Regions from separate parts of the Homo sapiens genome. Here region 1 is linked to region 2. A link is an interaction called in ENCODE POLR2A ChIA-PET data of the cell type or tissue named here. Cell type or tissue: GM12878. All regions are shown on one strand. Links, peaks and the distances in the headings refer to the core of each region. The heading gives the core; the rest is flanking DNA.

Region 1 (2,920 bases), core at 180-2,679, 550 kb after region 2:
AAAATAAATAAAAATAAAATAAACCGCAGCATGGAAAGGATGAAAAGAGCCATAAAAAGAATGCATTCATGATGCTGAAACCTGACAAGCCCTGCCTTCGCCAGGTGATCAAGGTCAACATCGACAGTGATAAGTCATGTGGACAAGAGGGACCCTCGATACGTCATGAGAGTGGCACTTTGTGGCCTTCCTCCAAAAACATATAACCCAGTCTAATTGTGAGAAAAACATCAGAAAATCCCAGTTGAGGAGCATTCTACAAAATACCTGACCAGGACTCCTCAAAACTGTCAAGGTCACCAAAAACAAGAAAAGTCTGAGAAACCATCACAGCCAAGAGAAGCCTATGGAGACATAAGGATTAAATGTAACATGGTGTCCTAGATGGGATCCTGAGTCAGAAAAGGGCATTAGGGGAAAACTAAGAAAGCCTGAATGAAATATGGACTTCATTTCATTATAATGTACCAATATCAGCTCATTAATTGTGATGAATGTGCCATGCTGATATAAGATATTAATAATAGGGCTGAGCACAGTGGCTCATGCATATAATCCCAGCACTTTGGGAGGCTGAGGCAGGCAGGCTGCTTGAGCTCAGGAGTTCGAGACCAGCCTGGGCAACGTGGCGAAACCCGGTCTCTACAAAATATACAAAATTTAGCCAGGCATGGTAGCACACACCATTAGTCCCAGCTACTCAGGAAGCTGAGGTGGGAGGATCGCTTGAGCCCGGGAGGTGGAGGTTGCAGTGAGCTGAGATCACACCACTGTACTCCATTCTGAGTGACAGAGCAAGACTCTGTCTCAAAAAAAAAAAAAAAAAAAAAAAATATATATATATATATATATATATATATTAGGAGAAAGTGGGTATGGAGTCTGGGAACTCTAATATTTTCACAATTTCTTGTAAATCTAAAACTATTATAAAACAAAAAGTTTCTTTAAAAAAAAAAAGCCAGGGGCTTCAAGGGTGGTTGGACTTCGAGTTCAGATGACCTCATTGTTTGACTCTGCCTGCCTCCGTGCTGCCTCAGGCTCCATGTGACAGCAGCCCGGCAGCAGCACCTTCACCACTACATCCTCTCTGGTTAGAGTTCAGCAGGAGGGAGCCGCCGTGTCTTTCCCAGAATTTCTGCCAGACTCTGTGTGCCTCACTGCTTCTGGCTGAGCCACATACTCAATTACTGGAGCCAGAGGAATGAGAAGCCCTGACTGGCTTCCACCTGCCACCTGCTTCAGCTCTAAGTTGGGGCCTGATTGTGAGGGAGCAATGGATGCACCAAAAAATTGGGGGCTGTCACCTGAAGCAGGTGAATGGATGTCGGGTGGCAAAAAATAATCGACGTCCAATACCCGCTTCAACACTTATAGTACTAGTATGTCCATATATGAAATGCTGATGATGACTCTTTAATATCCTTACTTGCCAAACTTGTTAGCTACTCTATATCCATCAATTTTTAAATCTGATTCAAGAAATGGCAGCATAGAGGAACCACTGTTCAAGTCTGGCTCTGGAGCTAAAGCATGGCAGGTGAAAGAGCAGGAAGAGTGAATTGCAAAACTATCAAGACCTCTCTTTAGGGCTTCGTCATGAGAACCCAAGAAACTGATCTGACAGCCTAGACAAGGACCAATAGAGCAGAAAACCCAGAGGGCTCCCCCAAAGAGCTCCACGACTGAAGCAGGAAGGGTTAGGGAAACCCCTGTTGTAGTAATATATGGTCATGCTGGCTATGAGCCAGACACTCTCCAAAGCAAGTGCATGCATGAACCCATCTGATCCCCACCACAGTGCCATGTTCTAGGTATTATTATCCCCATTTCACAGGTGAGGAGAATGAGGCAGAGAGGGCTTAAGTAAATGTTCCCAAAGTCACACAACTGGCAAATGATTGAGCTGGAATCTGATCCCAGGCTGTGGATCCAGAACTATACTAGAAACCATTATTAAGAACTAAAATAGGAAAATGACCCCAAAATACAGATAGTACTTAATACCCAGCTTCTCACCCCAGTTTTTTGTTGTTGTTTTTGTTGTTGTTGTTGTTTTGTTTTGTTTTCGAGACAGAGTCTCGCTCTGTCGCCCAGGCTAGAGTGCAGTGGCGCAATCTCAGCTCACTGCAACCTCTGTCTCCCAGGTTCAAGTGATTCTTCTGCCACAGCCTCCCTAGTAACTGGAACTACAGGTGTGCACCACAACATCTGGCTAATTTTTTTGTATTTTTAGTAGAGACAAGGTTTCACCATGTTGGCCAGGCTGGTCTCAAACTCCTGGCCTCAAGTAATCTGCCTGCCTCAGCCTCCCAATGTGCTGAGATTACAGGAGTGAGCCACTAGGCCTGGTCTCACCCCACTTTTTAAATCCAGGTTACCATTAACCTTCCTTTGATGGGAAAGTCACTTAAGCTTTTAACTTTACTTCAAGTGCCTAAACACTGCAGGGAAAAAAGAAATAATCTCTCCCTCTAAACAGAAAATAAAAACAAGCCAGCAGGAGAGACTGAACTGGGATCTGAAGAAAACACAGATTCAAGGTAGTGGGTTCAGTTTGCATCTGGATGTTATTTTTTCTTGGCTTATGCATGAGATTTTCTAGTGCCAACTTGACTTTTTCCTCTTCTGAGCCAGTTCACACTGCCTGCTCCCAGGGCTGAGCCCCCATGGGTGTTCAGGATGAGCTTGGCATTGCCAGGTGGGAGCACTCCCTGCAGGGACACGCAGCCTGGCCCAGGGCTCTTGGCCGACAGTAGATGTGGGGACCCAGTATCCTGACCCTCTTTCAGGAAATCTCCATAGGACTTTTTTTTTTTTTTGGCTCTCAGTTCTTCAGCATTACAGCCTTGAGTCCACAGTAATCATCAGAAAGAAAGCCATTCCAAATCCAACCCATTATCCTCTACTATGAAACTAC
Region 2 (2,920 bases), core at 106-2,605:
ATGCCTGTAATCCCAGCACTTTGGGAGGCTGAGGCGGGCAGATCATGAGGTCAGGAGATGGAGACCATCCTGGCTAACATGGTGAAACCCTGTCTCTACTAAAAATACCAAAAATTAGCCAGGCGTGGTGGCAGGCGCTTGTAATCCCAGTTACTCAGGAGGCTGAGGCAGGAGAATGAGTGAACCTGGGAGGCGGAGCTTTCAGTGAGCGGAGATCGCGCCACTGCTGGTCAGCCTGGGCGACAGAGCAAGACTCCATCTCAAAAAATAAAAAAAAGAATTGCAGGAAGGAACTCAAAACAGATATTTGTACACCAGTGTTCACAGCCGCCAAATGTGGAAACAACACAGATATCCTCTGCCAGATGAATAGGTAAATAAAATGTGGTATGTACATACAAAAGATTATAATTCAGCCTTAAAAAAAAGAATGAAATTCTGAAATGTGCTGCAATGTGAATGAACCTTGAAGACATTATGCTAAGCAATATAAACAAGACACAGAATAACAAATATTGTGTGATTCTACTTATATGGGGTACCTAGAATACACAAATTAATATAGACAGAAAGTATAATAGATGGTGTCAGAGTTTGGGGGAGGGGAGAATAAGGAGCTATTTTTTAGTGGGTATAGAGTTTTTATTTGAATAAAAAGTTCCAGATATAGGTGGTGGTGATGATTATACGACATTGTGAAGGTACTTAATGCCACTGAATTATACATTTAAAAATGGGTAAAATGTTAAATTTTATGTTAAGTTTATTTTACCATGATATAGATAAAGACAGACAGGGGGGTTGTGTATCCAATGGAGTTTGATTGATGTCTGGGAGAAAATTAGTCGGATTGATCTTGGGAAAGAAAAGGGAAAATAGGGTGTTTGTTACTCTAGTCTTCATAAAAGACAGACAGGGGGGTTGTGTATCCAATGGAGTTTGATTGATGTCTGGGAGAAAATTAGTCGGATTGATCTTGGGAAAGAAAAGGGAAAATAGGGTGTTTGTTACTCTAGTCTTCATAACTCAACAAGTGGCTATAATCCTTGGTGTTAATGAACTATTTTGTTTCATTTTAATTATGTCCAGAATTGTTATTTCTAGAATAACAGGTTAACACTGGTCATTTACTTTATAACTTTTAGATTTTGTAGATAAGAATCTGAATGAAATGAAGGGCTTTTCCTTTTCTGGTCTGAAGGTAAATAATAGGAACCTTGACAACAGTTACAAAACTCTATAGTGGTGAATTCTTCCTCTAGAATATATTACCCTTGGAGATTGTTCTACAACCATTATCCCAGCATTGCTTGTTCAGAGCCAGCCTGGAGACCAGTTAGCTCCTAAGATAGCCAGCAATGCTTAGAAGACTTTTTTTCTTAAAGCAGTTTATATTTTCTGCAAAGATGTATTGTAGCAAAATGGTTAAAAATTCATGCTTTGGAATCACACAGCCTGACTTAAGTCTTGGCTTTGCAAAGAGCTGTGTGACATTTTTGTAAAGTTGCTTAACCTGTCCATGCCTCACCTTTTAAACTCTTTGAAAAATGAGTACTTGTGTTTGTCAAGAAGATTAAATGAGATAATATATATAAAGTACATAGCATATTATTTGGTACATAATAAGGTCTTGGTAAACATTAGCTGTTGCTTCTGCCATTGCTCTTTTAAACAGGCTTAGGGTCCAGACCTATAGTCAGGAGTTCAAAAGAAGGGATTTCTTGTTTAACTTTCCAAGGTTCTTCTATTAGGCACACTTTCTTTCTCTCTTAATCCTATAGTGGTGTCATTCTTATGCTACCTTTACTATTTTGCATTTAGACTGCAAAATAGACACCCAGCAACCCATTTTAATCTTGCCATATTTTAAAATTTGTTGGCACATTATAACCAGAGCTCACTAAGCTCTTCATTCATTCACTAAAAAAAAAAAAAAAAAAGTTGAATCCCAGTCTTTTTTCTTCCTGCCTCTCCCCTCAACTCCTTTTGGACCTTAAATGCTAAGAGCTGAATTAATTATACCCTTTAGCTCCAAAGTACACTGTTATCATCAGTATGTTCCTCTCAGGTTCTTTTTTCACCCTTCATACCTAAACTCTATCCTGTATCTTTCTCCCCATAAGTACCCACTCTAATGTGTCTTTATATTTCTTTAAATATGCATGCATTTTTGTAAATAGTTAATATTTGTGTGTATGTTTTTATTTATAGGGAGGTGTTGTGTTATGAATATGAACATTACATTTTAAAACTCCATGTTTCTTTTTTTTTACATTTTTATATTTTTACAAGCCTGGTTACCTTGTAAATAGCTGTAATAGGTTTCTGTCTCATGGGTGGTCAGACTTTTCCTGTGAGTTAATGAAAAACTAAGAATATATTATTAAGGATCTTTTTTTTTTCCTTTGGTTTCAAATCTTTTTTTTTTTTTTTAATTTTAAGTTCTGAGATACATGTGCTGAACGTGCAGGTTTGTTACATAGGTATACATGTGCCATGGTGGTTTCCTGCACTATCAACCCGTTATCTAGGTTTTAAGCTCCGCATGCATTAGGTATTTGTCCTAATGCTCTCCCTCCCCTTACCCCCCACCCCCTGACAGGCCCTGGTGTATGATGTTCCCCTCCCTGTGTCCATGTGTTCTCATTGTTCGGCTCCCACTTATGTGAGTGAGAACATGCAGTGTTTGGTTTTCTGTTTCTGTGTTAGTTTGCTGAGGATGATGGTTTCCAGCTTCATCCATATCCCTGCAAAGGACATGAACTCATTCTTTTTTATGGCTGCATAGTATTCCATGATATATATGTGCCAATTTTCTTTATCCAGTCTATTGTTGATGGGCATTTGGGTTGGTTCCAAGTCTTTGCTATTGTAAACAGTGCTGCAGTAAACATATGTGTGCCTGTGTGTTTATAGTAGA

Evidence for each region. Peaks named below come from ENCODE experiments on the same cell type or tissue, not always from the same donor. Only the 100,000 strongest peaks of a DNase experiment are listed, where the experiment ranks them.
Region 1: POLR2A ChIA-PET joins it to region 2 with 6 read pairs; 2 of 35 experiments call an interaction of 5 or more read pairs at or near these places.

The regions. Positions count from the first base shown.
Region 1 is chr14:69,844,142-69,847,061 of GRCh38, reverse strand. No RefSeq gene overlaps it. Among named protein-coding and RNA genes, the nearest start is that of SMOC1, 34 kb to the left of the region's middle. In GM12878, for the core only: no CTCF peak of the experiment used is centred there; a DNase peak (open chromatin) is centred at 1,679.
Region 2 is chr14:70,393,479-70,396,398 of GRCh38, reverse strand. The region is part of intron 1 of SYNJ2BP-COX16 (SYNJ2BP-COX16 readthrough); the gene reads left to right. The region is part of intron 1 of SYNJ2BP (synaptojanin 2 binding protein); the gene reads left to right. Among named protein-coding and RNA genes, the nearest start is that of SYNJ2BP, 22 kb to the left of the region's middle. In GM12878, for the core only: no CTCF peak of the experiment used is centred there; no DNase peak of the experiment used is centred there.